Linked DNA regions of Homo sapiens: regions 1 and 2 are each linked to region 3. A link is a loop called in an ENCODE intact Hi-C map of the cell type or tissue named here. Cell type or tissue: heart left ventricle. All regions are shown on one strand.

Region 1 (8,000 bases), 120 kb before region 3:
GAAAGTGTTTTCCCTGGTTGGCAGTTGCCCTCCAAGTGGTAGCTCTGGGCCAGTAAGAGGGAAAATGGAACACAACCAACTTTTTTTTTTGGCAGGGGTCATGGTGGGAAGAATATATTCTCTGGATGTGAAGATGAGGCGAGAGAGGCTCAGAGAAGTGAAGTGATTTACCCAAGATCACACAGCTGGGTAGTGGTCAAGCCACACCTAACCCTAGGCCTGACACAGCTGCCTTTCTGTCCCTGGCTGGGTATCAGAAGAAAAAACCCAAAATCCCCCTTAAAGCTCTATCTTGCTGTCTTCTCTCCACCCTGAGCCAGTAGATCCCATCAGTCCCCTCTCTCCCTGCTCCCTAATACCCTCTCTCTCTTCTGATTCCACCCACCCTTGCCTCTCAGGCCTCTCTCCAACCGGGGCATACCTTTGTTCCAGCCTGACCTCCAGGTGCCCTGTGTTAGAAGAATGCTAAGGCAGCCAAGGTACTCCTGAGTCTTTCATTCTTATTATCATGGTTATTATTTTGTATTACTATTTTACTATTAGTCTTCCCCTCAGCTGCCAGGTCTCAATGGCATCCTTTCCATTGTGCCATGCTCCTGCTCAAACACCTACCATGGCTCCCTATTACCTGTAGCCTCAAGTTTAAACACTTCTTTGGGCTCTTAAGATCCTCCAAAACTTGGTTCCACAAATGTCAGGCAGTTGCCCCAACATACTCTATGCCCCTGGGAAATTTACTTAACTTTTTTGAACCTTCATTTTCTCCTCTGTAAAGTGGACATTGTAATCCCTAACTTATAAAACTGTGCTGAGGATACAATGAAAAGAAACCTATGAAACCCAGCGCAGTGCCTGGCATCTCAGTTGCCTTCAGGAAATGTGAGTGCTCATTCCAGCCACGTCTCCTGCCTCTCTAACCTTACTTCCCGCTGGGCTGCCACACACATTCTCAACTCTACCCAGGATGGAATCTTCACTTCTCCTGGAAAAACTTTTATTAAAAAAATTTCTACCACATCCTTCAAGCTTCAACTCAGATGGACACACCCCTAATTCATGATTCATTTGGGGACTGGGAGTAGTGCATGGTCTCTCATCCTGTCTCCAAGTAGGATTTGGTGTAAAGCCAGCCCAAGAGGCGAAGCCCAATCTCACTCTCCAGGGTTAGGGACGAGGAATTCCCCATCAGCCAGGATCTCTGAACACCAGATTCTGGCTAGAGCCCCTGCCCCATCCAGCACTCCATGACACCTATCAGGGTCCTGCCCACCCCCTCCAGGAGTGTCTCCTCACTTTCCATTCTCCCTGAAACAATCTGCTGCTTAGCAAAGTGTTTTTAGGCATTAAAGCACATCACACCCTTCTTTTCTCCCAGAAAAGCTCTTATTTTCCTGAAATCTCAGGAGCCAGTTTTTCCTGCCAAGAATATTCCACCTCAGCCCAATCCCAGGAACTGCAGAAGGATCGAGATGCTTGGAGGGACCCCCTCCCGCTCCCCTACACCCCTTTCCACTCCAGCTTCTGCATAAGGGAGCAACCCTCCCATTTACTGATGGGAAAAGTGGGCCCCTAAAGGAAAAAGAAAATTTGTGTGTCCAAAGTCAAAGAGAGAGTTGGTGCACCAGGAAACAGAATAGAAGATACTGGTAATTCACCTTCCCTAGTGGGAGATCTAAAGCAGAGGTCATCCAGAGTTGTACGAAGGATCAATGTGATCAATAACAGGCCCATTATAACATTTAGGGGCCTGGCCAGGCATCTCCTCTCTCCACAGGGCTTCCATAACAAATTACCAAAAATGGGCTTAAAACAACAGAAATGTAATCTCCCACAGCTCTGGAGGCCAAAAGTCCAAAATCAGTGTCGGTAGGGCTGCACTGTCTCTGGAGGCTCGAGGGGAGAGTCCTTCCTGGCTTCCTGCAGCTTCTAGTGGTGCTTGGTGTTCCTTTGCTTGTGGCACCCCAGTCTCTGCCCTTCATCACTCCAGTCTCTGCCCCTGTCTTCACGTGGCCTTTTCCTCTGGGTCTGTCTCAAATCTCACTCTTCTTTCTCTTATAAGGGCATCTGTCAGGATGCTCCCATCTCAAGATCCTGAACTCACTTACATCTCAAAAACACCGCTTCCAAATAGGGTCTCATTCACAGGTCCTGGGGGTCAGGACTTGGACATATCTTTTGGAAAACACAATTCAACCCATTACACCACATGAGCCCTGCCAACCATGAGGCCTCACTGCCTCTGAAACTGACCTCTTTGGGTTTGCCTGAAAGGGCTTTGGCAGCCTCAGCCTGGTAAGCTGCTCACCTGTCCCAGACCTCTGACTCTCTAGAAAATGGCTCAATATCTCTTGGACCCTCCCTGATGACCTTTATTAGAGGGGCCCTGGGAATTTTCTGCGGGTGAAGCATGATGTGATCTCAGAAGCCAGGCCCCAGTGCCAGGGAGATGAAGTTCCATTCCTGGCTCTACCACTTGTCAAACCTGTGACTTTACATAACTCCCTGTGTCTCAGTTTCTCCATCTACAAAATAAAGGCAGTATCCTCATCAGTGGCTCTTTGTATTAGAAAGACATAGTGAATGCCCCGGCAGGGCATGAAGTTGGTGTCCATAACCAGTTACTATCATGGTACTCCCACCTTTCATTTATTCCCGGGGAAGCATCTCCCCAGCCATCCCCTGCAGGGGCCTCAGCCTTCCTCTCAGTCTCCAAGGTGCTCAGGAAACTTCTTGTCCTCATAGCGTCTCCTGAAGGATACATTGTTATTCCCATTTTGCAGACAAGAAAAAGCATAAATATGGGTGGCACAGTTTGCTCCAATGACAGTCACCCATCTTTAGGGGAACACTGAGTGAAGCGCCCCATGCACGGGGATACTCATTTTTTTGAGGTCTGTTTATTTTGACTCCCTCCACTCTCCCACCGTCTGGTCACCCATGGCATGGCTGTCATTAGAACAAACACTCAAGGCAGTTTGTCTTTCCCCTACATTCCCCCATCCTGGCCTCATGACATCCAGGAGTGGGGGTCAGGCAGGGCAGATGTCATTGTCATTGTTACACCCATCTTGCAGATGAGAGGATGGAACCTAGCTAAGAGAGGAGGAACCTAGCTCCTAAGATCACAGCACTTTGTACTGGCAGTGGCAGAACTCAGATCTTCTGACTCATAATTAGCATTCCAACCATTTCACAACACAGTCCAGAACTCAGTCATTCATTAAACAGTGAAGATATAATAACAACTAATATGGAATATTTTTACAACGCTGAGAGGCAGAGATCCTTTCATCCCCATTCAAGAAATGAGAAAATTGAGGCTCAGAGAAGATCGCAGCATCAGGATTTGAACTTAGGTCTCTGTGCCTGCTCCCAAACGCTCCCAAACCAGCTCTGTACCCACTGTGCTGCACTGGCTGCTGCAAGAAGCTGTTCCACCTGAACCCTGAAAGCCAATCATGGTCTCTGCCCTCAAGACACTCCCAGTCTTGAAGGGGAGGTAAGTCTAGGTGGCCAGGGGCCAGCTCTCTAAGAGGCAAACAGACTCAGAGGGTAGCACAGCTTCCTCCCCCTCTGAGAGGAGCTGCCCTCTCCTCCCCAGAGCTGGATTGAGATCAGAGTAGGACTAGGGAGCTGCCATTCTGAGAAGAACATCCTGCCGATCCCATCCCTGAGATGTCCATTTGGGGTGGGGGCAGGGCAGAGAGGTATTGCCGGTGGGGCTCACTGGGGCTTTGGGGCTGGGGACTTTGGAGGCTCCTTCAATCAGGGAGTTGAGGCTGGGAGGCCTATGGTGAGCACCGGCCACCCCAGCAGAGGGAGCAGATGTCTCAGCCTCTCCCTGTTCCCTGGCAAACCTCATCTTTTATAAATAGTTGTACTTGCTGGGAGCCAGAGAGAGTTGAGGTTTCAGCATCTCTGACAGCCCGGCAGAGCCAGGCCCGTCTGCCTGGAGCTACGCGTGCTCACATAACACCCCCTCCCCAGCCCGCAGCCCAACCGCCACAAGGGTGTCATTGCACCCAGGACGCACGGCGTCTTGGCATGTGCTGGCTCCACGTGGCTGGTGGGTTGTGTGGGCTCTTGGGCAAAGGAACCAAGTAATCAGAAAGCACTTTAGAACAGACGGATTCTGGAGGTAGTGAGCTCCTCATCCCTGGAAGGGTTCCAGGGGAGCTGGAGGTCTATGTAACAGATATGCAATAAACGAGCTTTGGACTCTGACGGATGGTGAGGGAAGAGGGAAAAGGCTGGGCCACATGATCCCAAAGGGTCCCACTGTACATCTAGGGTGGCATAGGTGGGGACTGTCAGGGCCATTGGTGGCTTAGCAAGACTGTGACCTCCTTCCCAAGCTTTAAGATGCCCAGGAAGCTCACCTGTGTGGGTTCCTGAAACCCTCTGCTTCATGCGTGAGCCCAGCAATTTCTCTGGATTCAAGAATGCCAGGAGAGATTCTGTCCAGCATGTGGGATGCATTACTCATTAACTGCTCGTCACTGAGCATTTGTGCAGCTCCTTCAAAATACACCAGTGAGGCTGCCAGCTCCCCAGGGTTTCTGAGAAGCCCAGATGCTGGAGCAATATTCCCCAGCTCCTCTGATCTATGGGGAACCCTTGTTAGAGTAGGGAACCTGTAAGCCTCCTCAACTTTGGAAACTCTCCACTTTCTAAAGCTGAAAACTTAGGAAATCCTTGACCTTTGGGATCGGAGGTGAGTGTTCCCAATCTTAAGCCATAAGGACAGGGACCAACTCTGTCTTATTCACTGCTCCTCTTGTCCATGGTGGCATTTAAATAACTGTGAACCAAATGGATGAATGACTGAGTGAACAAATTACGTAAAAGTCACCGCATCACCTCCTTGCAGGAAGGCTGAGTCACTTGTGAAGTGTGCCCTCTGTCCTCTCTCTGAGGAGGTAGGGGACAAACATGATGCTCTAGAAAGGATATCACCTCTGGGGTCAGACTAACTGGGTCCCAGTCCTGGCTCTGCCTCTTATTGGGTGCATAACCCTGGGTGAGATCCTCAACCACTCTGCTTCATTAGCTGCAAAACAGAGATAATAATCCCTACCCCATAAAGATGCCATGAGAACATCTGAGATAACATTTTTAAATTGCCGAGCATCTAGTCAGCACTCCATAAATGATGCTGGTGGTAGTCATTAGTGCCATTCTCCAAATGTTTGCAGTTCTCTTTCCAAGCACATGGTAGAATCCTACTTCCCCACCTTCTTGAAACTGGACATGGCCGTGATTTGCTTTGGCCAAATCAATGAGACCAGAAGTGATGTGCCTCTCCTTAATGGAGGCTTTAAGAGGTCATGTGTAATTCTCCACATTCTCTTCTTCCTGCTTCAGCAATCATAGCAGCAATAAGGTGGAATCATGACCAGCCTGGGTCCTGGAACGAGGAAGACGTGGGGCAGATCTATCCAGTGGCCCTGGATGGCAAGGCACGAGGTAGGTTGTAAAGATGGCCGCAATTATTCCTCCCCTCCCTGTGTGCCTTCCCCTCTGCCAGATGGCTTTGCTATTCCTCCCATCCAGAGATGAAGTCCATTCCTACCAACCTTGAACCTGCTCAGCCATGTGATTTGCTTGGGCCAATGGCATATTTTTAAATATGATACAAGCAGAGGCTTGTGAAGTGCTTGCATATTGGAGCTCACCCTGTTTCATGGCTGGGAAGGAACTCTTCTGCCACTATGTGAAAAAGCCTCAGCTAGCCTCCTGGAGGAAGACCACATGGAGTGAGGCAAGGCCCCAAATGTCCTACCTGAAATCCCAGACATGTGAGTGAGGCCACCCTAAACCATCTAGCCCCATCTAAACTGGCACAGACCAAAATAACCACCCAGTCAACCCACAGAATCAGAAAAAAATATTAAATGTTTTTTGTTTTGAGCCACTAAGTTTCAAATGGTTTGCTACTTGGCAAAGACTAACTGACAGCATATAATATGAATGGGAAATAAACCTCAGAGTATTAAGCCACTGATCTTTGGGAATGTTTATTACTGCAGTATAGCCTTGCCCATTATTCTGATTAATATGGTATTTCCTTCCCATTTCCCTGTGGGAGAGGAAGTACATTCCACTTAGGTTTCGAGTTTTATCCTCTACGGTTCTCTTCCTGTTCACCATTGCCTTCCACTCAGCCACTCTCCTGCCTCATGGTCCAGGTAGGATCTCCTGTTATCCCCCACACCCCAAGGATGGGTTATTAACTAGGCACATCATGGAGACTTCTGCTCACCCCCCACTTCTGGGCCAAACTCTCCAGGGCTGTGTGGGCCTTAGAGACAACCTGTAAGAGGTTCCCATATTGTGACTCAGTGTTTGCTCTGGACCCTGAGGTGAGACCAGCTGGCCTCAGCCCACATTCCGCATTCCCCACCCCACTTCACTCTCTTGCATACTCTCTGGCTGCATGGCGTGGCAGAAAAAGGCACTGGCTTCAGCATCAGATGCACCTAGATTCAAATCCCAGTTCTGCTGTTTACCTTTCAATCCTGGGCCAGGTGTGGTGGCTCATGCTTGTAATCCCAGCACTTTGGGAGGCCAAGGCAGAAGAATCTTTTGAGTCCAGGAGTTCGAGACCAGCCTGGGCAACATAGGGAGACCCCATCTCTATGAAAAAAAAAAAAGGTCCCAGCTACACGGGAGGCTGAGGCAGGAGGATTGCTGAAGCCTGGGAGGTGGAGGCTTCAGTGAGCCATGATTGCACCACTGCACTCCAGCCTGGGCAACAGAGCAAGACCCCATCTTCAAAAAATACATATGTATATATGTCCCAGCTCTGTGACCTCTTATCCATGAGACCCTGGGAAAATTCTTTAACCACAGTGTCTCAGTTTCCTCCTTTGTGACTTGGGGATAAAAGCTCTCTGTTCACAAAGGTGCAAGAATGATAAATATAGTGTCTAGCACAACACCTGAAACACGGTAAGACACTAAAGAAATGGTAACTGGGCATCATTTAGAGTCAGAGTGTCTAGTTCTCAAGTTCCAGCTCTGCCACTGACTGGCAATGTGTTCCTGGGCAAGTCACTTGGCTTCCCTGAACCTTGGTTTCCTTCTCTGTAAAATGGGTGTTTAATTGTCTCTTTGACAGGTGAGGTAAGGATTTTAAAAGGAACTATATATAAAGTAGGTGGCATGTAGTAAGTTCTAAAGAGGTGGCAGTTCTTTCTCCACCCTCTAGCTTGAAAATTCTTCTGATGGCAAAGGTGGTTTCACCTCTATGCCCTTCCTCCCCTGCCACACATATACACAGCACCTGCACACATGCACACAATCAGAACTCAGTCAGAGTGGGCTTGTTGTGGGGGACAAACAGATCCCAGTCTCCTCAGATCCCTCCGGTCCAGGAATAGTTTCTGTGTCCGCTCACCCCAGAAGGAAATAGCCTGGTTCTATCATGCATCATATAAACAGGAAGAACCAACAGTGCTGAGGTGGTCAGGAGACCCCTGTGAGCATCTCATCCACCATCATCCTCATCCTCCCCCACCTTGCCTCACCCTCTCCCACAAGCATGCTCCAAGACTGCTCGAGAGCAGTTTCCATGGCGATAGCATTTTAAAGTTTTCTAGGAGCAGAACAGGAATAATTTTCCACCTTCTCCTCCTCCGTGGCAATCCGGGGAAAGGGAGCTTATTACAGATAAAGGGTGGGGTGAGGGGCAAGGAGGAGAGAAGCAGCTCTTTCTTTCTTTCATCGCGTGACTGAAGAAGGTCACACTAAAATTCCCCACACCCAGCTCCCTCTCCAGACCCCAATTTCTCCCGCGGTCTTCACCTACCTCTGCTTGGATGAAGAGATGGGATGGGTATGAGTAAAAGAAAAAAGAGAGGAAAGAGAAAAGAAAGAGAGAAAAAGTGGGCCAATGTGTGCCCAATCACATGCATGCACCACTCATAAACACAGTGGCTGCAGGAAATTTCCACTGATCTCTTCTTGGGAAGTGATGATCATTAACGGAGGAGAAAAGC
Region 2 (8,000 bases), 280 kb before region 3:
AAAGAGGCATAAATCTTATCTTCTCGCAACCCTAGAAGATCAGCTTCTTGTGAAGAAGGGGATTATACTTCTGTAATTAACTGCTTTGCAGCTCCTGGTGATGGCTCAGAGCTGAATAATAGCACCCAGCCAAGTTGGATAAAAGGCTGTTGGATGGGCAGGTGCGGCCGCTCATCGTGAACAATGGTCTCAGGGCTTGACATCTTTTTCCAGTGCCCCGTGCTCAGAGAGTCCAACCAGGGGATATTTGTTCCCTGTCTATCAACATTCACAGCAGAGAATAAAATTCCAGAACAAATAGCTCAAAGAGACCTGTTTCACTGGAGGCCAGTAGCTGCAATGAGCTGCCTTGAAGGACCAACCCAGATTCTACACCTCTTTGTGTTCCGACCAGTGCCCGGGACCTGTTAGGGGCTTATGGAACGCTGGTTGGCAGTGACTGCTTCTCAGCCGCTGTGCTGTCTCAGGAAAGTTGCGTGAGTTCTCTGATCTTCAGAGTTAACCGTCCACACAATGCAAGGGGTTCTTATGGAATTCTTATGAGGAAGAAATCAGATCATGAGTGTAAACAAATTACTTAGTACAGTGCCTGGCACAGGGCAGGTGATCAATAAATGGTAGCTATTATTATTAAATTGTGAAATAAAAATGGATCGCGGACACATAGCCATTATAATAGTCAATGTTTATGAGGCTTACCCTATACAGACACTGCATATCCATTAGTGCATGAAGGCCCCACAGCATCCCTATCAGGTAGGCAGGATTCTTTCCCCCCATTTCACTGGTGACAAAATGGGCTCAGAATGGAATGATGATCTGCTATGGTTAGGAGCAGGAATGGAGACTGGCACCCAGGTCTTTCCCTTGTCTCTTTTTCCTTAGCCCCTGCCCCTCAATACTGGAGCCACAGGTACTCAGCCCCTCAACCCACTGTACTCTGAAACTCACCAACCCCAGGATCAAGCTTCTGAGCCATCTGTGTTTCCTTTTCTCCTCCACGCTGCATGCTGAAATCTCTAGGAATCCTAGAGATTCTTCTTTTGAGATGTTTCCAAAACACCTCCCTTCTTCAATCCCACTGCCACTCATGCTGGTACAGACCCTCGGCTCATGACAACCAGGCTTCCTACATTGAGCAGGCACCCAAGTAGTGTCTCAGGCCCAGGTCCTCTTTCTGTCACCCCTCACATCAGTGCCAGATGAGTGATCCCTCGCCTCACTCTCCTGTCCTTCCCTCCTGAGGGAGCAACAATCACTCCCCTGCCATACTAAGTCAGTTCCATGTTCCTTTCTTGGTATTCAAAGCTCTTTAGCTGACCCACTCAAACTTGTCTTCCTACTCACAGTCAGAACTTTGGGTCCAGCTGAGCCTGTCTCAGTTGCCCTCAGGCAGGCATCTGCAGCCACTCTGTGGTCTCAATGGATTAGACCCTTGATAAAGACTCAAATGTCCTCATTCACTGAACATTTAAGTGTTTAACAGAGCTATGGAACATAGAGATCATGTCTTCCATTCACCCACCCATTCTACAGATGGAACCTGAGGTCCAGAGAGGCTCAATATCACACAGTGAATTAGTTTCAGAACCAAGTCTCAAAGCTAGGCTTTTAAGCTTAAAATTCAGTGTTCTTCCATTAGGTCAATAGGCCATACCACCCTCAGTAATGACTGGCTGCCCGTGGCTGGGAGGGGCAATTTATTTATTCCTCAGTCTACATATGGGCTCTGGACCTGTGTGGTGCCCCAGAGGGTCAGCCTGAAGGCTGCGGAGGCTCCGAGTTAGGTGCTGGGGACAGGGATGTGATGGGCAGAGGCTGGGTGGTGGCAGCAGCAGAGGTGGGGGTGGGAGATTGAGATTTAGGGGGACTGTTGTGAATCTCAGCAACTGTTAAGACAGATGAAAATGGGGCTGAATGCCAGGCCAAGCAGTGTGTGTGGGAACAGAGCACTTAACTTCTCTATTTGGATGGGAGATGGGATCCAGAAGGGCTTCAGGGAAAAAGTGGCCTGTGGCTCTGAAGAACCAGAAGGACTACGTTCATGGCACCAGAGGTCAGGTATTCCAGGTGGAGGAGCAGCGTGGACAGGGCCAGACTGCCTGGCATGTGCGTGGTGAACAGCGCAGCTGCAGCAAGGGAGCCCGGAAAAGTAGAGGAGCATGGACTCCAGCTCTGCCTCTGCATCTGGGCTGACCCACTCAAGGTCTGGGCAAGTCACTTTGCTTTCCTGAACCTCAGTGTCCTTGTATGTGAAATGGGCATCATGATGTTACCTGTCTCCTAAGGCTATTGTGGGGATTAACCTAAATAGCAAGGCACCAAATATAGGGCCTGGCACATAGTAGGTATTCAGCAGAAGACCTAGTGTGGCTGGAGCTCAGGTTATTGGGCCACAGGAACAAACAGATGTTTGGATGTCATTGTTTGTTTTCTTTTGCCTTCCAATGGGCCCTTTCTGCTCCTTCCAGGAGCTCACCAGCTGGCCTGGGAGGGCTGCTTGCCCACTTATAGTTGCCAAGATGTTTGGCTGTGCCCCCGTCCAGAACCATCTTCTGGTCCTGTCTTCATTCTTGAGCCCTTTCCAGCCTGAACCCAATGGGGGACTCGTGTTCCAGGTCTGCTAACGTTTGCTGGCAGAGCCCATGTTTGGGAGCGTGAGCTGTGTTTAGGTAGAAACAGACACTGAAAACAGCTGCTGGCTTCTCTGCCGTGGTAAACAGGGAATAAAGCACTCCCCACCTCCCACTGTGGGCTTCGCTGGGGATTGGGGAGCACAAGGCAGGCCGGGCTTACTGTCGCTTTTGGGGAGGGGAAGGCCATTTTTCTTTAGGGACTGGGCCTGCCCCCTCAGGCTCGGGTCGGGCCAGGGGTGGGGTGAGATGTGTGGAGGGAGTTGGAAGCCCTCCCTCTCCCTGGACTTCTAGATGTTTGAAGACTCCATAGGCACTTTCTACCGTTTGGTGTCTGTGAGGCAGGGTCGTTTCTTTAAGCCTTTGTGGGTGGACTGTCAGCAAAGGCAGTTTCTGGCATGTCCTTGTACTGTGTTGATGAGTGGTATCAAACTTACCTTCACATCAGCCTCACTTGGTTGGTGCTGATTTAAACATACATATTCCCAGGCCCTTCCTCAGGCTCGCAGAATCAGAATCTCTGAGGGAAGGGCCCAGAAGCCTGCATTTTAACAAACTCTTCAGGTGATTCTGCTGCAGGCATTCAGGGAACTACACCTTGGAGACCCCTGGCAGGTTTCTAATGGGTTATCTGGGAAACCAGGGGGAAGGGGCAGTCAGGAGGAGGAGGGGGCCAGCCCAACCGCCCTTAGCATGCATACCCTGTTATGCTTTTTGACTTAGACTTGGGAGCAGATGCTTTTAGATGTAGGTCTCCTTAGAAACAGATGCTATCCCTGTTCTAGAATATAGAATAGAGTAGTTCCCCATCCTCTAGGTGTGCTTCATTTGCTGTCCACCCACTCATCCATCTCTCGACCCACTCACCCACCCATCCATCCACCCACTCTTTCATCCACCCACCCACCCACCCATCCATCCACCCACCCTTTCATCCACTCACCCACCCACCCACACACCCACCCATCCTTCCATCTACCCATCCTTTTTGGAGTGACCACCTGCTTTGTGTCTGGCTCTGGGCTGAGCTTTGGAGACACCAGAACTCTCCATTTAGACAAACAGACACAGAAATCATCATAATACAGAGGGACCTGTTCAATGATCAATGTCTCGAATAAGTACTGTGGTGGCACAGATGACAGACTCCACTGGCAGGGAGAAGGGATCAGAGAAGGCTTTGGAAGACAGCAACCTGTGAGTGGGCCATAAAGGACAAACAGTTTGCTAGATGGAGAGTGTGAGCGTGAGGGTGTGTAGGAGGGAAAGTCAGTTTTGCGAACTAAATCCTCTCACATCCACATTCAGAGCAGGGGCCTATCCCCAGGCCCCATGGAGCCCGTATTCGGAGGCTTATCTGTAGCTGCAACCTCTAAACTTGGCCCCATCTCCTGACATTTCTGAGTGAAAAGGAGCCACTCTTTAGTGTGTGTGCTGCAGGCTCCTGTGGCTGTCACAGTACAGTTATTGCGGAATTAACAGGGGAACAGCCATCCAAGTGGAGAGGCACAGAATACTTCCTGTCCTAGCTCTGCCTTCAACTCACTGTGTAACTGTGGACAGTTTCGGCCTCAGTTTCCCCATCATCAAGATGGGAGATTGGCTGTCAACTCTGCCAGCTTCCTGCCTGGAGCGCAGCCCTGACACCCTTCCTGCAAGATACACGTTAGCAACGACCGTTCTCTCTACGCCAAGCTCATTTGTCTGAGCGTATCAGCAACACGACACCTCGCAGTTCAGTGGATTTGATGTGAGCTCCCGCCCCTGGCATACCTAGCGTGTAATACCTGCTGCTGAAAAGGGGTATTTGAAGGCAAAGTGCATGGCAGAAGGAAGCCTGTAGGTGGCGCTATGGCTCCGGTTGCCGAGCTGCTCCCAGGAGATTCGTTTTCAGAGGATCTGAGAAAAACCCGGCAGGGTTGATGGCAGCTCTTTCTTCTCGGTGCCCTCGCAGTGCAGCAGGCCCCGCTTATTTGCAAGAAGCAGCCAGGTCAGCCCACTGGGCCTCCCCACCTCTTGTGCCCCTTCGCACATTTCAGAGCTCTCTCTTTTCCTCTGGGTCCTTCCATTCAAGAGAGGAGGAGGAGGAGGGGGTGAGCCTGTTGCGAACGGCGTTGGTGGGGCAGGGGCCGGTTCCCCTGTTTCTGGGGAGCCTTTTCTGTGCTGGTTGCAGGCAGGGGCCCTCAGTGTGGAGCTGTGGTGAGCCTGTGCCCCGTCGTATTTGGGTCACAGCCTCCGTGACCCCTAGCCCCCGCCAGGCACTCCACCCCTGCAGTGATTCGCTTGATATTTTAAAAGCACTCCATCTTCTGCCTGCTGCCTTCTCTCCATTCATCTGGGTCCAGGTTTTCGCCGAGCCATCTAATAAAGAATCCAGGGGGGAGAATGATGGGGGCGAGGAGAGGGAAAGTGCTAACATTTATTAAGTGCCCGCTGGGTGCCCAGCACTTCCTCAACAACTAGAGCAGCGGTCTTTCTGCTTTCTTTCAGCTGCATAACCCTTTCCTCCATCCAAAATCGCAAGCCTAACCTGGCCGTGTAAACAAACACCAGGGAAGCGCCTCTGATGGAAGGGGATGGGGCACCTAAGGCCCTGTCTCTCACCATGTAGCATCCTCCCCACTCCTAACAGACACTTTGGTGCTTCCATGAAACCTGGATCTAAAAGCTCTGTGCTCATTAAATCTACATATAACTCTCCAAGGAAATAGTATCCCCATTTTTATAATACCAAGCTAAAGGCCAGAGAGGGAGAGTGTAGGATCACACAATTTTTTTTTTTTTTTGAGATGGCGTTTCACTGTCACCCAGGCTATAGTGCAATGGCGTGATCTCAGCTCACTGCAACCTCCACCTCCCTGATTCAAGTGATTCTCCTGCCTCAGCCTTCTGAGTAGCTGGGATTATAGGCGCGCGCCACCACGCCCAGCTAATTTTTGTATTTTAATAGAGACGGGGTTTCACCATATTGGCCAGGCTGGTCTCCGAGCTCCTGACCTCAGGTGATCCGCCTGCTTTGGCCTCTCAAAGTGCTGGGATTATAGGCGTGAGCCACCGCGTCCGGCCCAGGGACACGATTATTAAAGGGCAGAGAGCCAGACTGGGGAGGCAGGTGTGCTCCATTCCCAAGCCCATGCTTGCCCTGGCTCTGCCGGGAAGACAGTAGGTGCTTTGCTTCCTGAGAAAGGTCAGGAAGAGGCGTGGCTCCTCCAGCTGTACAGACGACCAGGCCAGATCCACATGGCCCCGTTTGGTGCTTGGATGTCTGGTAAACTGCCTGCCAAGGAGGAACGCAGGTAGGACAAGAAAACTGTGGGTGGTGAAACGCATGGGGAATGGGTTCTGTGCCGCCAGTGAAATGGTCTTTCAGCCGCCAGGCTCCAACTTGGCTGACTTTAGAAGAAATCAGCCAGCCATGGATTGCTGGAGATTCAGACACAAGCTTTCCAGGCCCTGATGAGTCCTTGTTTTCTTCCAGGACAACTGGGTTTTGGGACTGTAAGCTATGACCCAGATCTTGGTTCCCATTTCGCACATGAAGAGAAGATTGGCCCTTAAAAAGCAAAATGCTTTAAAACAAAAACAAAGAAAAGAAAAAAAAGGAATTCATTTTTTTGCTTGCAATTTATTGTTTTCTTATAATCTTATAATGACCATCAATTTGGATTCAGAAATACCTGCATCAAAAGGTCATATCGGTGCTAAGACCTGACTTCCCTGCATCTCAGTTGCCTCCTCTGTAAGATGGCATCACAAACACTCCCCATGCCATCGGGCTGCTGTCACTGGTTCTTGTGTGTGGAAATGTCAATCCCAGGGCCTGAGGTGTGCAAAGTCAATAGTGGTTCTCTCCCCACTTCCACCCCCCAGTTTTTCTCAAAGCCTGTTGAATGTATGATGTGTCCTAAATGGAAGTGCTTCCACGGGGCACTGAGAGGATGGGTGATCTCTTCTCACTGCAGTCAACTGGCTGAAACGCTCACCTTTTCATCTTAGCATGTGAGATGTGACACTCTGATCCCCGGAATTGTAAATTCAGACTCTCAGAGAGCTCAGGATGGCAAAATCCAACCTCTTCGTTTTTAAGATGGGGAAATTGGTTTGCACAAGGTCATGCAGCAGGTTTGTGGCAGAGCTGGAACCCACACCTGCTGATTCCCAACCTGGTGCTCTGTCTGTCATCCTGGGTGACAAGGAGCCATGGAGGCCGCAGGGAGGAAGGACCATGGGATGCTGTCTTGATCCCTCTGGCCTGTGACTGTGAGGGAGGCTCACTCTGCTCTGTGAGCCCCATCACATGGGTGTCGTGTGTGATGGTGAGTGGTGCCTCCCTTATAGAAACGAAACCCCAAGAGCCAGGAAGAGCCCATCATCATCCAGATTCATAGGGAAAGCCAGCTCCTATCAGAGGCATCGAGGGGTGAGGAGGCCTGCCAAACTTGGAGTTGAGTCCCATTCCTGCCTCTTGCCAACTGTGTGCCCTGGGCAGGGGATTTCTTGAGTTGAGCCTGTTTCCTTACGAACTGAGGAGAGTAGAATTACAAACCCATAGGTTAATGTGAAGATTCAACAAGTTAATATAATACTAATACTTAATGAGCATTTACTATGTGTCAGGTTGGGTTCTAAACTCTTTATATGTATTTGCTTATTTAATCTTCATAACAACATAGTTTGCTGCTAAGGGAATGGAGGTTCAGGATGGTTAAACAAACCCCAGGGACAAAACTGGAGAGGACAGTGTAGATTTTGAGCCCAGGTAGCCTGGCTCTGGCACTCTACTCTTAACCACTGTGCTCTTTGACCTCAATTTCGGCAGAATCCAGTGCTTAGCACATAGAAGCTCCAAAAATGTCCACCCCTCCCTTGCTGTCTGTAACCAGCCTTCCTCATCCACCCCTTCTGGACCTCAAGAGTGGGTTCTAGAAGCAGGGTTCTGTTATTTCTCAGACACCAAAAGTTGACCCAACTCGATTGCTCTATCTTGAGTTATTTTACTTCTCTGTTTTGTTGTTGGTTTTGGTTTTTATTGCCTTTTCTTTGATCAAAAGCAAGACTGAATTGCCTACAAAGGCAAATCTGATTCTGTGCTCCTGAGCACCAAGTGAGCCTCAGCGATCGGCTCAGCTTAGCTCCTAATGCCAACCAGTGAAGGAGCATGGTTTCTTGGTTTCTAACTGCTCACATTCATGGCTAAACCCCCAGCCCTAGACGAGCTTCCTTGACCAATCTGGGGGAAAAATACACCTTCTTGATTGTGGGTTTCTGGCGACACTTGTTCAATTTCCTGGTTACTATAGAGACCTTGTCAACACATCCAAATACTCTTCTTAGCAAAGAAATTTTCTTCTCCCCAGTCTCTGCATA
Region 3 (8,000 bases):
AGGCGAAGGTGGGGCTCTCCTCGCACAGTCGCTCGGCCAGCCCGGCCTCTGCCAGCCCGGGGCAGGTGTGAAAGGACTTGGCGGTGAAGGTGCGGATGGCCGTGTACTGGATGGCAATGGAGGCCAGGGCAAGGAGGAGGACGGCCTTCCAGGAACATTGCATGGCTGGGCACCTTCATGGGGCTGCTTCTCCAAGGGGTGAGGTCTGTGGGCAAAGGCGGCCAGCGGTCAGGTGCCTCCACGGCGGGGGCACTGGCTTGTCCCTTGGAAGAGCCGGTCTCCAAGGGGCCCAGGGAAAGGCCCGGCTCCTGTCCAGTGCTCACCACACACCCTGAAGACCTAAGCAGCTTCTACACTAGACTACCGTTCTCTGGGGGACTCCTGGGAGCTTTGGGGAGCTGAACAAACATTCCTTGCACCCCAGGATTTAACCTGCGGACAGCTGCGGAAGCCTCTTATCCTGAGCTCTGAGTTCCTTAGAGGGGCCTCACGGGGCAAGAGCCTGACTCCCCCTACTCCCACACTGAGGAAATGACGAGGGCCTGCCTCAAACACTGCCCCTCCTCACTGCCAGCGTCTCCCACCCCCACGAGCTGGCGCCCAGTTCTCCAGGTGGTCCTCTTTCCTCTGTCCTCTGCCCATCCCTAGGGGAAAGAAGAGTCCCTATCAGATGCCTCCATCTGACCCCAATCCCCTGAGCATGAAGGACCCCTGCAGACCATGGTCGGTGAGCTGCCAGCACGGCCAGGCAAGGTGGACAACTGTGTCAAGCCCCTTCCAACTCATGGATGCAGGTGACCACTTACTCCAGATGTAGACTTCTGGGGCTTGTGGAGTCTCTAAGAGTCTCTGGAGCAGAGACAGATGTCCAGGGTCTGCTGAGAGGCAACCCTTCCCAGCACCCAGGGTCTGTTCCTGGTCTCTAGGGACAAGGGTCCAGGCCATGGAGGTGACATAATCCCCACTGACACAGAGTGAACTGGCCTGCAAAGAAGATCTTAGGGAGTCAGGGGCCTCCCCTCTTACCTCCTGTGTCCCCTCTGCCCACAGAAGGGGGACTGGGGAGGGACCATGGAGAAGCAGAAAGAGCGAATGGGGCCGCTGAGAGTCCGGGGCCAGGAGCCCACCTGAGCATCCTGTAGGCACCCTCTCTGGAGGCTGGCTCAGCTACCAGACCTGAGTGGGGGCTGGGGCTGCTCCTGGGGAGAACACAGGAGGGTTCAACCACTTACCAAAGAGGGACTGCTCCAAGCTGGGGAGTCCACAGCCACCAGCGTCTCCAGGCCCAGCTGGCAGTCCCAGCCAGTGCGGCAGCCCTGTGGCCAGCAGACTGCAAAAGACAGGGAGGGGAAGGGCTCAGAAGGTGGAGCTGGGGTCTCAGTGCCCCCTCCCCACTCCTTCCCTTCTGTGTCCTGTGCCTCACAGTCTGCCCCGAGGGCCAGGCAATAAGGGCTCTGCCTGCTCTCCAGATCCATCCCTGACTCAGCGCCCCAACCAACCCAGTGCCATCTCTGATCCCCTGAGTGTGGCCCTCTGAGTCCTGGACTGTATCCCACTCCTGTCACCTTCCTCGCCCACCCCACCACATTCTTCTAATAAACCGCAGTCCCTCTGCTCACACCAGAACCCAGCAGGCAGGGAGACTGGCAGGGTTCTGCAATTTAAATCCATGAAATAATCCTAACCCTTTAAAATTCAACTTGTGCAGCGATTCCCCAGGAAGTGGGTTAGCAGAAGTCAGCAAGGGCAGGGGGGCTTACCCCGGCCTCCAGGTCGAAAGGGCGCCTCCGGGAATGCAGCTGGGGAGAAAGTCTTCTTCCAACCACACCGAAGTGACACCAGCTACCTGAAACTCAAAGCGAAAGTGGACCAGGGAGCATTCCTGACCTCGATGCACCTCATAGAGTCTGAATTAAAACACCAAGATCGCCACATTATCTCAGTTGACAGTTTTGCGCCAAGCCCCTTCCCTGCATCAGCTCGTGTCCTTCTAGCAAGAACCAGATGTGGAAGCCAATATCTGCCCACTTCACAGGCGAGAAAGCCAAGGCACAGAGGTAGAGGAACCGGCCTGAGCTCACAGGCCTGCTTTAACCCCCATCTGGTAGGTTCCCCAGAGTCCAGCTCTTTCCCTCTAAGGAGATTTGGCTTCCTGTTCCTCCAGCTTAAACATATTTGGCCTGCAAACATGCATGCCATTACTGGCCCCAGCCCATTTGTGAATCAGCATGACGGGGACTGGGCAGGCAGATGCTTCTGAGACTTAGAGCATGTTCCTCCCCTTTGCTGTCTGGTCCTGTGGATCTGTTGGTTCACAGCTGATAGGGTGAACTCACGTGCTTTGTGAAGATTCTTCCCACACCCCACTATTTGACGTGACTCCTTTGGGAGCGGGTGAGTGGATCCTCTTTTCCCAAACCTGCAGTTCTGCCTGGCTCAGCTCACCCAACTTCTAGCACTGTGTTATTCCCTATAAGCACTCTCGGAGGTCAGGGTCCTCACTCCCACTGTTCAGATGGAGAAATCAAGTCGTGTTTTAAATATGAAATTTCACTTCTTTAGGAATCAGTACCAGATCACCAAGTAGCAGTCAAGAGGGAAAGGGGCAGTTTAGAGTCTTAGGAACTTCTCAACGTGATCAGAGAAAAACCACAATCCCAACCACACTGCATCCCACCCCGACCTCATCCCATAGTGGCAGAGGATGCTGGCCTCCATCATGGGGCTGGGCCAGGTATCCAGGGAGAAAGGCCCCTCTACTTTAAACCTGACCCCTGCAAGTGCAGGCCTGCTCTGCCCCAGTGCCCCATGGTGAATGTGAATGGCTTTCAAGAAACAGACAGGGAATGTCATCAATAATAGTGCCAGGTCATATTTTTAAGTCATTTAGGAGTCTGTTCTTTGGCTGCAGCATCATTTCATTTGGATACGCTTCCTTTGTATTTATTCACAGACATCTATCAGAACTCCTGTATGTGCCAGGCACTGTTCTAGATGCTATGGGTCAAATAACACCAAGGAAGGCAAGCACTTGCTGGGCATTCACAATGTTCCTCCCAGGCACATGCTTCTTTCACAGCCATCAGCTCATCGCACCCTCATGCCAGCTCTATGAAGTTGATACTGTCACAACCCCGTTTTACAGATAAGGAAGCTGAGGCCCTTCAAGGTTAGATAACTTCCCCAAGCTCACACCCATAATAAGGAGCCAGGATTCCAGCCCAGGCAACGTGCTAGGAAGTCCACGTTCAAATCCTTTTCCCTAATTCCACTCATATTACACCCTCCTTGGTCCTCATCAAGACAGGAAACAGAATCCTTAAGGAGTCTTCACTTAATTCTGGGGTTCCAATTCCAAAAGCAGAACTCACCCTAGGGTTTTATTTAAAGAGAAACATCTTGCCATCTTGCTGGGGAGGGGGCCGTTTAAGTTTCTTCCCCCAACTCTTCATCCACCCAGAGAAACTTAAGGCCAGGACTGGAAGCTGCTGCTTTGCTAATAAATCAGAAGTCACTGAAGCAGCTGGATGTTATAAATCCCTAAGACAGCGAGACTCGGCCTCACAAGGTGTGGCCTGGACACCGAGGAGGGGCATGTGTTTGAAGGCCCAGCCACAGGCCATTCCCTTGTACCCCCGGGGAGGGCAAAGCCAGGGAATGGGAACGGGAAGATGGGGGAAGTCCAGCCCTCCTGGAAATGTCCCCGCTCTCCCAGCCTGGCAGAGCTGGGCCTGGGGCTGGCCAAGTGTCCTTGGTATGCTAAAGGCATCTGCCCTGGAAACCAGAGGCCCTGGGGCCAGGTCCTGTTGTTCCCAAGGAAGCCTTAGCCACTACAAAAGACTCCTCAATGCCCTCATCCTCCAAGCCAGACTGTGGCCCCCAGAGCCCATCCCTAGGCTTCTAGCAACCTCTGGCCTGGCCTCCCTCTACCTCTGCTTAGTAAAAATCCAAGCAAACCTTGGACACAGGAGACCACGATCTATCATTTCTGTTAGAAAGCAGGCAAGTTGGTGAGCTTTCACTCCCAGGAGAAAGCTCAGATTTCATTATCAGTGAACTTGAGATGAGGGCACAGACTGGGAGCAGTGAACAGCTCTATATTGGAAAACTGTAATTCACAGAGCTCACCCCCTGAACCATGCCTACCTGGATCTGTCACTCAGCAGGTGTGTGGGCGTGGGTGATTCACCAGCTGTCCCTGAGCCTCAGTTTCCCCATCCATAAAGTGGTCATAGCTACAGTAGTGCTGGTAAGAATTGAAGGTCTTAAAGCATTTAGTCAATGCCAGGCATATAGACCCAACCCAGCCTCTGACACCAGCCCTGCTGATCCCAGCTCAGCCACTTACTGGCTGAGAGATCTTGGCTAGCTTTCTTCACCTCTCTGGGCCTCTATGTTCGCATATGCAAAAATGGGGATAATTATAACAAGGCTGTTGTGAGGACTAATTAGTGAGTACAGTGCCTGGTGCAGCGTAAGCACTCACTAAATGTCAATTAATATCATCATCACCAAATGTCTGGTTTGCTTTTTGTCTCAGGAAAGGGCCTAGAACAAATCATCCTGCAGCCCACGGGGTCTGGCTCTGCCCACCGCCCCTTCTTCCTGCAGCTCCTCTCCCGGCCTGGGAACTTCTTCCTGCTGAGCCACCGCAGTGGCTTTCCTGCTGCCCTCTAGTGACCACATCCTGCGGTGCAGCCTCGTAGTCCCGTCATCGCTGCTGTATTCAGAATTCTGGGGCTGTTGGCTACAACCTGATGTGAGGATGCAGCCAGCGGGAGGTGATGTTGCAAGATGCAGTGAGGTGTGAGGATGGCACGCCCACCCGGGCTGCGGCCTCTGCTCCGTGCACCCCCACCCTAGCCGCACCGGGAGAGCCCAGCTGCAACAGGCAGCCTCGCCTTCTCCCAGGGCCTCTCCCGCTCATCTCATGGTGCTCTGGCAGGGAAGGAGCACAGACCTGAATGTCACAGGCAGGACTGGCCCACATGGCCTCCGGATGGGTGACCTTGGACTCACCCCCTGGCCTCTCTGTGCCTCAGTTACACCATAGATCCAGTGATGACTGAAGGGCCTCCCAGTTCTAACCCTGGTGTTCTCTATAATCCCAGGAAGGCCCCAGACTTCATTCTCAGGGACAGTTGGGGCCACCCACACAGCAGACAGGGGGACCCTCCATTGGGAGTGGGAAAAACCCAGTCATCTTCCAGGAGGATTCTAGGGCTGGGCATTTCTGTCCCCCACCTCGGCCTGATCTGTGGCAGCGCCAGGGGGTGGCGGCCCTAGAACCTAGCGGTGCTGCCTTCTGCCAAGTTAGCCCCCACCTCTTGCTGTACAGAAATCCCATGAAACCCAGGGCTGAGGCCTTGTTTCACCTTTTCTGGGCCACAGACCTTTCGAACCACAATCCCTCCCCTTAGAAATGCCATTAGTGCCCACAATTTTACACACACAATTGAGAAGTTTCCCGAACCTCTGAAAGCCCAAGCTTGGGCACCCCACTCTTTCCTAGAAGCTTAACCCCTTCATTATTAACATGTCCAGGGAATTGTCTTTCCAACCGACTATATCAGAGAAGCCTCCTCAGACATGAACGTACTGATAGAAACAGTCACCCAGCATATATAAGTTTCAAAAGCTAGAGCCAGAAAACATGTGTGTAATAGTACACCACCTTTTCAGATTTGTTTAAGGAGGTGGACATGTATATTTGTATATATGCATAAACAATCACTGAAAGAGCTTGCTCTGAGCTAGTAACGGGAGATGTCCCAGAGGGAGGGGGCCTCGAGGAGACTAGGGTGGGAGGAGACACCGTTTACACTGAGCTTTTTGATTCAGTTTGAGTTTATTAATTTTGGGGGACACAGTGAAGCCACTCCATGTAGGAAGTAGAGGGGTGATTGATGACAGGGTGCGGTACTGAAAATCAGCCCTGGCATCTCACTGTGCCTCCCACCCTCCCCCCCCAGGCACTGCCAGCCAGCTCTCCCCACCCCCATTTCCAAGGCACCAGGGTCAAAGGCACTGCTTTTCCGCCAGAAATGGGCTTTGTCTGCTCAGGTGGGCCACTAAGGACAGTAGGCAGCTGGGGACTGCTGAGATACAGGGACGGAGCTGAAATAAAGCTGGATTTCAGAGGGGGCCTGTGGCTATGGGAGCAGCTGAGCCCTGGGATGGGGAAATGACTCTTCTCCCAGACATTTCTCCCTAAAAAACTACTGTGAAGCCCTGGGGGATGAAGAAGCAGCACAGTGAGGGCAGGGCAAGAACCTGAACATCGTCTTTCCGGACAAACTCAGGAGCCATGATGAATGGGGTCCCAAGGCTCTGGGGTCCCAAGAACTGGAGCAAGGGACAAGGGAATGGGACAGGGAGGGAGGAGCTGGCGAACAGGCCTCTAGGATGGAGACTGCAGAGGGGAAATGCTTACTCCCTGACTCTGACGTAGCCAGCACTAATCCCCCATGAATGTTTTAGTTAAGGCTAAAATGCATAAAACAGCAAGGCGTTTTTCTTCCTAAGGAAAATGAGGTGATGAAAATGAAGGCAAGGCAAGGGGAAAACAAGGGTATAAGAGTCTGAAACAACCAGAGGCCAAGTCAGTGTACAAGAGTCACACCATGTGTGGGCTACTGAGCTAGCCAATAGGAAAAGGGAAATATTTCATTTACTTGTTTCACAGGACCCATGAGATAAAGATTAAAGCATCCACTCAAGAGATGTCCAGCTATTCCTGACACTGAATCCAGTGCAAGATTTCTCCCAAGGGAGCTCTTACAGAGCTCTGTGCGTGTGCCACCATGAACTCGTCCTCAAGACTTTGTACCTAAGAAATCCAAAGACGAGTTTCATGGGACAGTGTCCTAGAGCATCCTTCCATGTGAGCAGTATGCCAACACACAATCCAACCAGTGCAACCTTCCAGAGGGGTGAGCTGCTGGGGTCCAGACTCGGCCTCTGTGGTCTAGGTCAGCCCAAGGGACCCCTTCTCTTTGGGGTCATGCCCACCTCAACTTGAAACACTGTGAGGTCTATGGACCCTCTCTCCAGAACCTGGACCACCACAAACATGGTACTTGCGAACAATCCCTAGAATCCCTGGGCCCCACAGGCAGAACCACTACATTTTCTGAGCACCTCCAGTAGGGACAAGCTCTCACAGTCATGGTTTCCAAGACAAGCACCTGGAGAGCAATTGGTCTACCGATTTTTCACCATCAGCAGGGCTGCCCAGCTGCCTCTTATGAGCTCTGGTGTCTCCAGGGCAGAGCACTCCAATGTCCACATGATACCCATGGATGTCTCAAGCCTCCTGGAGAAGGTACCCACAAGCATTCAGGGAGGCAGTCGGAGGGGTAGTTAGGCACCCCAGCTGTGGGGCCACAGAGGCCTGGATTTGAATCCAACTGCTGTTGCCTTATAGCTATGAGGCCTTGCGTGAGGCTCTTAACCTCTATAGGCCTCACTTGTCCTTATGTAGGAAATGGGAGAAACAATCACAGAATCTTTCTAATATTTGGGCAGTGAGACAGAAGGCCGATGGATGCCCACAGCTTAACACAGTGCTAGGCACAGAGCAAATGCTTATTAAGAGCCATGACCATGATTTTTATGGACTACTAAATGCACAGAGGGGCACCATTGGCCTGGAAATGTTTTTAAAAGTTAAAACAGATGCCGTAGCCTGCTCCACTGAAGCGCCAGCAGCCTGCGTGGTTGGAGACCCTGACTGTTGTGGCTGCAGAGACCTTGTCTGGGGTAAGGAAGGCACCTCACATCCTGCCGTGGAGGGTGGGAGTGGGAGGGGGGTGGTCCCAGGCCCGACCTGAGGGGAAAGTTTTCCCCAGCAGTGGGGAGAGTGACTGACCTCCTGGCCACAACACAAGGCCCCAGTGTGCCCAGCTCCTCTGGGGGAGGGATGAGTCAGAAGGTCCCGGTTCCCTGTCTCAGGCCAGTCCTGGTACAGCCTGGCTTGCGGTAGGCGGGACTCTACAGCC

Evidence for each region. Peaks named below come from ENCODE experiments on the same cell type or tissue, not always from the same donor. Only the 100,000 strongest peaks of a DNase experiment are listed, where the experiment ranks them.
Region 1: it touches region 3 in a loop (10-fold over the local background); 22 of 110 quality-filtered maps call a loop at or near these places.
Region 2: a loop joins it to region 3, with 9 times the contacts of the local background. A loop is called at or near these places in 87 of 110 quality-filtered maps.

What each region holds. Positions count from the first base shown.
Region 1 is chr11:45,534,634-45,542,633 of GRCh38, forward strand. LOC105376654 (a long non-coding RNA gene) reads right to left here and starts at 7,841. Exons shown (of 5, transcript XR_931245.4): 1 at 7,811-7,841. In heart left ventricle, a CTCF peak has its summit at 3,816 (motif pointing right); a DNase peak (open chromatin) is centred at 3,978; H3K27me3 peaks cover 931 bases.
Region 2 is chr11:45,366,912-45,374,911 of GRCh38, forward strand. It overlaps LINC02687 (long intergenic non-protein coding RNA 2687), which reads left to right and starts at 4,486. Exons shown (of 5, transcript NR_122071.1): 1 at 4,486-5,929. In heart left ventricle, CTCF peaks have their summits at 4,462 (motif pointing right) and 4,664; DNase peaks (open chromatin) are centred at 4,480 and 4,797.
Region 3 is chr11:45,650,761-45,658,760 of GRCh38, forward strand. It overlaps CHST1 (carbohydrate sulfotransferase 1), which reads right to left. Exons shown (of 4, transcript NM_003654.6): 2 at 1,761-1,846; 3 at 1,233-1,330; 4 at 1-205. The coding sequence starts at 163. It overlaps LOC124902666 (a long non-coding RNA gene), which reads left to right and starts at 552. Exons shown (of 2, transcript XR_007062662.1): 1 at 552-794; 2 at 1,709-1,937. In heart left ventricle, no CTCF peak of the experiment used is centred here; a DNase peak (open chromatin) is centred at 4,691; H3K4me3 peaks cover 394 bases; H3K27ac peaks cover 658 bases.